Linked DNA regions of Mus musculus: region 1 is linked to region 2. Evidence: chromatin contacts called from ENCODE Hi-C or POLR2A ChIA-PET data. All regions are on one chromosome and are shown on one strand. Each heading gives the region's core, a stretch centred on a gene start or an enhancer-like site at or near the end of the contact. The rest is flanking DNA. Distances are from core to core; before and after follow the strand shown.

Region 1 (3,374 bases), core at 690-3,189, 110 kb before region 2:
ATTAAGGTGAGTAGTGGGAGGTGAGGATTATCAAAGACAAAAACACTTTATTAAAAAAAAAGAAATTTCTGTTAACTTTTATGATAATGTAGTACTAAAATGAAAAAGCAATTTTGCCTCTCTGGCTTAATTCCATTTAAGTCTTACAAACAAATAGTCTTCTGTATTAGATCTCATGCAAAGACAAGCTTGCAGTCTACTATAAAGATCTTCCAGGTCCAGTACTACAGCTTGTAATCTCAGCACTTGGGAGGCAGAGGCAGGTGGATCTCTGCATTCAAGGGCAGCCTGGTATGTAGAGGGAGTTTCATGACAGCTGGGGCTACACAAAGAGAGAGAGAGAGAGAGAGAGAGAGAGAGAGAGAGAGAGAGAGAGAGAAATTCCCAGTTTCTCTGTTTCTCTGTGTTCACTCCACACATTACATAAGCGCAACAAAGGCAAATCTTGAAGTAACTAATGCTACATGTGCAGGCATTAGCACAGAAGATAGCCAGGCTGTGAATATCACAAAGAGTAAAAGACTTCACTCTATTACAGTGGAATTGTGAACCTGCAGAGTTGGATCGATTCTCCCGGTTTAACGACCAATTCACAACCAATACAGAGACATTGGGACAAACAATACGGAGGGGCTAAGAGTAAGACTCCCTGATAAGCAGATGTATCAAGAGAGGAGCTGAGACTAGATAATAAATATAGTGAACTGCCAACCTGACCTGCTTCTTCCTGACCCGGCTGACCGGAAACAAAAACCCGGCAGCCTAAAAAGGCTTTTCTACTTTTTTTTCACCAATAGAGCCCCCCACCCCACCCCACCCCCGCTGATGGCTCTGCTATGCTACTACTACACAAGTTCAAAGCTGGATCGGACATGCTTAGGGCTCTGTGCTCAAACTGACCAACCCTCAGTTCCTTAAACCCTCAAAGGAGTGGATCTGCGGGTTCCTGAAATCCTCTTCCGCTTTGCCGAGGGTTTTATCTGTTTGCCCACTCAAGTTTTCTCACCCCTAGGAAACCTTTCCTCATTAGCGGATTCTCTCATAAGCTGTACTTAGTCGTGGCACCCTCCTCCTCCTCCACCACCTCCTCCTCCTCCGCTGCTACCTGCCTGGCTTGAGAGTTTTACTGCCTTTTAATTCCTTAACTGGCAGAAAACAGAATGCAACCAAGACCCCTAAATGTCAAAATTTTTATAATTATCAGATTTTGGCTCGACATACAACCCCGTTTTCTAAAGACTCAAAGCGTAGTGGGAATAGAGGGGTCAGAGTGCACATCTTGATAAGCTGCTCGAACTCAAATATCAAAGTAACAAAGAACTGTACTGGGCAATAAACGTTTCATCGCTGGCTTGATATTCTACAGAAAGGACTCTTGTGATGTTCTAGCGGTGTCACATTAACAACCCTTAACTTCAGGAGTGTGCTGTGACGTCGTGGTAAACACTAACGGGACAGCTGGGTGCAGCGACTGTGCTTAGCTTAAGCGGGTGCTGAACCGGAACCTTCGCGTCCGGAACACAAAGGCGTCGCTGTGGTTCCGAGGACGACCACCTTCCCTGCCCAGAACAGCGGCTTCCTGCCGCCTGGGCCTCTGCGGAGACCAAGGCGTCCCCTCCCCGAAGGACAGGGCTCGGAGGGGATCTTTTCTGGGGAAACCAAGCGGCAGCCCAGGACTCCGCGGTCCGCGCGTGGCTCGGGGACCACCCACGCGCCCAGCCCGCTCTCGCGATAGTTACCTCCCGTGACGCGCGCACTGGCCAATGAAGGCGGAGTACAGCTCCCGGGCCTCGGCAAACTCGCCCCTGGAGAAGCGAGCCTGCGCCGTGGCCAGGGCGGCCGAGCTCTCTCCGCCCTCTCGGCCTGGCCGCAAGGCCATGACCGCCTCACCCGGGTGGAAGCGGAACCACAGCTACCGCTCACGGGACTTCGTTGGCTAAAGGAAAAGGACGTTTGTCCTGTTTGAAGACCCGTAGTATCGCGAGACAACTGGTAGCGCCTGACGCCGTTCGCGGGAAATTAAGAGAATTTAAATCTTTGTGACATGTGTATACATAATTAGATTAGATTAGATTAGATTAGATTAGATTAGATTAGATTAGATTAGATTAGATTAGATTAGATTAGATTAGATTAGATTAGATTAGATTAGATTAGATGGATGATAGATAGACAGACAGACAGTGCCCATGGCCGGGCGGTGGTGGTGCGCATATATCCAGGCAGAATGCTGTATACATAGTAAATAAAGAAGTCTTTAAAAAATTTTTTTTTAGAAAATAATTATAGAAGCAGACAGTAGAGGGCAACATAATATTGCTGTTTTCATTTTAGATACCCAAAATAAGCGTCTAGAGCTATGGCAACAGAGTTAATATTCTGTTACTTTGAAACAAATTTGTCCATGTTTCTGAGTGTGAACTTTCTGTAGTCTCTATGGTAACAATTCTCTGCCACTTCAGTCACTGTATATTTTCCTAAAAAGACTTAGCTTTTTCTCCCATGTGATATATATTCTGTGTATGTCTCTGTGTGTGTCCGAGGATGTGTCTGTGGATGTGAAGACAATGCAAATGCCACATTTCCCTACATTATAGTGGAAGGAAACATGGGATAAACGTCCTTTTTTCCCTTCAGAATTTGTTTTCATGTTTATTTCAAATAATGTCTCAGAAAAACTTTTGATCTGAGCTCTGAGAATAAAGAAAAGTGATTTGTTTTGTTTTTTCGAGACACGGTTTCTCTGTGTAGCCCTGGCTGTCCTGGAACCCACTCTGTAGACTAGGCTGGCCTCGAACTCAGAAATCTCCCTGCCTCTGCCTCCCAAGTGCTGGGATTAAAAGCATGTGCCACCACTGCCCGGTCAGAAAAGTGATCTTAAAGTACATTTCAGCAAAATATAATGAGCTGTGTATGGCAGATGAGAGAGGTCGGCAGTGCCTGTGCAGGTACACTGCTTACCAGAATGCTGGGACCGGCCACATTAGTGCATGCTGTGGCTGCTGGGGTCACATTTAGGCCACTAGAGTACTCTGAACCATGGCATAGCTCGGGATAAGCTTGATGATAACTACAGCATTACTCAAAATCAGTTAATTCATGTTTATTACAAAGAAAAGAGACCAAATGCTTCCTCTTGAATGAGGCTTGTAGTCTTTAAAACTTCAAATAATAAAAAGTCTTAAAATGCCATTTCCTCATTTATGAACATACAGAAATTTAACCTTAAGTAGAAACAGAGCTCATGTCCTAAGCCGCTGCTGAGCCTCCCTGAACCCAGGTCATGTCTGTTCTCTGCTTCAAGGCAGCCCCTCCTACCCTCTGCCATCCCCAGCTACCTCCCAAGGGGTCTCTAACCAACTGGTAACCTTGGC
Region 2 (3,642 bases), core at 695-3,194:
CTGGGAAGCCATCTGCCTGAGGAAGATTTTCATCTGGTGTTCTGCCAAAGTTACTAATGACTTCAAGATACTGGGCGGGGAAGAGTAAAGAGAAGGAAGAGAGGACAGGGGTACGCCTCTCCCTCCTTTGCTCTTCATGTAAGTATCAGAAACTGCACACTAACTCCACTTCCTACCCTCACCCCCCACCCCCACGACGAAATTTCAAAAGTCATCCAAGTGGTCACGCCAGCAAAACATGTTCCTCAAAGCTTCGGCAAAGTTTAATTGCTTAAAACTATCTTTAAAAAATCACGGGTTTGGAAATCGCAACAAATAAGTTCATATGAACAGATACTGGGAACTAATTTTTTTTTTAAGTCACAAGACTTTCTGCCGAATATGGAACCAACAAGCCCGTCCATCTGCTGTGACAGAATCACACAGATCCTGGAGCCCAGAAAATGTCAGTAAGGACATAGCAGGCTTTCAATAAACATCTCTTCCAAACCAAGGCGGCCTTGGGATGAAAACCCACCTGACAAGGCAGGGAGGGGGTGTAATGAGGAAAATCTGACCCACTGTAAATTCTGGCTAACGTCTAGACTCAAAACAGAGACCTCTGGCTACATCACCGAACGCCTCAACAAAAACTGCAGGAGGCACCCGAACTGGATTTCGCTTTCGATTCGGACAAAACGTCCGAACTGGCTGCATAACTGCGGGACAATAATTGTTTCGATGGGGGGGTGGGGCGGGATGAGGGTTGCGCACTTCCCGAACCCGAAATGACGATCCTATTCCCATCCCCTCCCAAATCCTGGGGAGCCCCATCTCGTAAAGCCTCAGTTCACAGTTAAAAGCACCCCGAAAAGTAGCGCCCCAACAACTTTCACGTCCCCGCCCCCTGCCCACCAGGCCCACTTGTCGCGCAGGCGCACTGGCCTGGTGGAGCGGCCCTGCCAGCCAGCCCTTACCATGTACCAGGTCCCCAGGATGATCGTCCCGGTGCGGACATGGCAACAGCCGCAGCACCGGGTGCTGTAGAACCGGTCGCTGCGGCTCCGTTTGAAAGTCATGGACACCATCCGGAACCTCGCGGGCCTCGTTCTCGCCCAGGCCCCTGACAAAAGCTTTCGGCCCAGCGGTTCAACCCAGACGACTCTACGACGGTGTCCACAGCCAAAGGACGCGTCTTCTGGCCCGCCCTCGGCCCGGGCCCTTGCCAACTCCTGTGCGCCTGCGCTCTGGGCGCCCGGCGCCGCTCTCGCGGGACGTCGGCTCGGAATCTCTCCCTCCGCCTTCTGCCACATACAGACCAACGAAGAGCGGAAGGCCGGGCTACCTGGCTTCTGATTGGAGAAGATGTGGAGATTGAAACAGATCACGCCCAATCAAAAGTTCAACTCTCTCCGGCGCTGTTTGACCGCGGTGCGCGTGGCTGGGCTCGCTGTCGGGGGCTGTAGGAATTGAGGGTAACTCGGTAATTCACCGTCTCCCAGACGAGCTCCGCAAGGAGGAGAAGGGTGAAACAAGACGGAGTTGGTGGCAGACAGCGGGCACGGAGATTTTTGGCGCTGTCTTTCGCCACGTTGTCTTTGTCACTGCGAGGCCCACGTGACGTATTCGTGCTCTATTGTTGGGCCTGTCGGGGCGTGCCTGCGGGAAGGGGCGTGGCTACCATTCTGGCGTGGCCCTCTAGGCTCAGACCAGAAAGGAGGGCTCGCAAGTAGGCTAAAGGATTGGATTTCTGTCCTTCCCCCATCTCTCTGAAGCCTACTTAGAGGGAGCCAATAAATACCACTGGACTCTGCCAAAGGCCAAGGGATTAAGGAAAATGACAGCATGATAAAGTGGAGAAACCGCTTAGCTGTTGAGTTTATACAGATAATAGTGATTTTTTTTTTCTTCTTGAAGAGAAAGATTGTGAAGGACATTGAAATAGGCCAGAAAAACAAGCAAAAAAAAAAAAAAAAAATAGAGAATGAGAGAGTGTGTCTTAAGTGAGAAACAAGCCACACTTTTCTGCATGCTCTGATGCCAGAGTGAGCCTCAACTTTCTGTGGGATGCTGGACATTTCTACAGCATGTTACACGAGACTCACTGACTCATACCTCTTCTCAGAGAAAGCCATTTGACATAAGTTGGGTGATTCAGTTATCATTTTTACTTCAACAATGGGTGCTTTATATTCACTCTATAGTTCCTTCTAACATCTTATGATCCTCATTAACTGAGTCAAGTTTTTGACTGAATTTATTTTGTATTTGTTTTAAGATTTGTGGCTATCAGCCGGGCTGTGGTGGCGCACGCCTTTAATCCCAGCACTTGGGAGGCAGAGGCAGGTGGATTTCTGAGTTCAAGGCCAGCCTGGGCTATGCAGAGAAACCCTGTCTCAAAAACAAACAAACAAACAAACAAGGCTTGTAGCTACCTTGAGAAGGAATGAAACTGTACCATAGTGTGCAGCTGTGGATAATAGGCATAATCAAATAAACACTGAATAATTTCAAAGAACCTCAAAAGTATTTTGGAAAGAGGAAGGGAAGAGATGTCAGGACAAAATCCATGCCTTTACCATAATTTAAGCCAGTAGACAATGCTAGAATTTTATTAATGAAAATATAGTATATATGAAGAGGTGGTAAGTGGGTAAAGTGCTTGCAAAGCAATCGTGAGGATTCATGGAAAACCAGACGCTGTGGCTTTACCTTTCTGTAAAACCCAGCTGTTACAGCCAGACAGATGTCTTGAGTGAGGAGACATCCCTGCAAGCTCTCTGGCCAGCTAGCCTAGTGTATGAGGAAGCAAATGAGGGGGATGCAGGATTTGTGGGTCTTTAAGGTTCCTAGAATATGTGTGTGAGTGAAAAAACGCTACATGTGTAGCAGTCGCTAGAGGAAGCCAGAAGCAGACATAAGATCCCCCTGGAGCTGAAATTGCAGGCTGCCTGATGTGGGTCCTGGGAACTGAACTCTAGGCATCTGAAAGAGCAGAAAACACTTGGTTTTTTAGAAGACTGTGTTTTATGTATATGAGTGTTTTGCCTACCATAATTGAAGCCAGTAGACAATGCTAGAAGTTTATTAATGAAAATATACTATATATGTCTGTTAAGAACATGGACTGGGCATAAGGAGATGGCTCAGTGGGTAAAGTGCCCACTGGAGGCCAGAAAAGGGTGTTGGATTCTCAGGAACTGTTGTTACGACTGGTTGTAAGCCTCCATGTTGGTACTCGGAACCAAACCCAGGTCCTCAAGTGTTCTTAACCACTGAGTTATCTTCCCAGCCCCTCTTTAATTCATAGTCTCAATTTCCCTTCCCCGTTCTTTCTCTTTTCCTTTCTATTTTTGTTTTATGACATGATCGCAACCTAGCCTCCAGCTCACTATGTAGCTTAGGATGCTCTTCAGTTTCTGACCCCCTTGCTTCTGTCTCCTGATCCCCTACCTACGTCTGTCACAAATCCAGGGTTTGTGCATGCTAGGTAAACTGTACCGAGCTACTTCTCCAACACTTACAATCTTATTTCTTGTTCAAAAAAATATTTATGCTTGGTGCCTGCCTTTCTCACTTTTCCCTTCGATCTGCCCTCTCCCCATGCTGTTGCTGTTAAACCTAGCCTTATAACCCTAAAAGCCTCTCATGGTTGAGCTTTGC

Evidence for each region. A loop is a pair of places that touch in the nucleus more often than their neighbours do. ChIA-PET counts read pairs that join two places held with the same protein, here RNA polymerase II (POLR2A).
Region 1: a map of regulatory T cell shows a loop between it and region 2 (3-fold over the local background). The contact joins the promoter of Ttc32 here to the promoter of Laptm4a in region 2. A Hi-C loop is called at or near these places in 3 of 37 maps with a recorded cell type or tissue (regulatory T cell and v-Abl transformed pro-B cells). POLR2A ChIA-PET finds 5 or more read pairs at or near these places in 3 of 5 experiments (Patski and embryonic stem cell).

What each region holds. Positions count from the first base shown.
Region 1 is chr12:9,028,562-9,031,935 of GRCm38, reverse strand. Ttc32 (tetratricopeptide repeat domain 32) reads right to left here and starts at 1,939. Exons shown (of 3, transcript NM_029321.2): 1 at 1,740-1,939. The coding sequence starts at 1,879. It overlaps Wdr35 (WD repeat domain 35), which reads right to left. Exons shown (of 27, transcript NM_001159527.1): 27 at 3,089-3,374.
Region 2 is chr12:8,919,609-8,923,250 of GRCm38, reverse strand. It overlaps Laptm4a (lysosomal-associated protein transmembrane 4A), which reads right to left and starts at 1,944. Exons shown (of 7, transcript NM_008640.2): 1 at 957-1,944. The coding sequence starts at 1,292.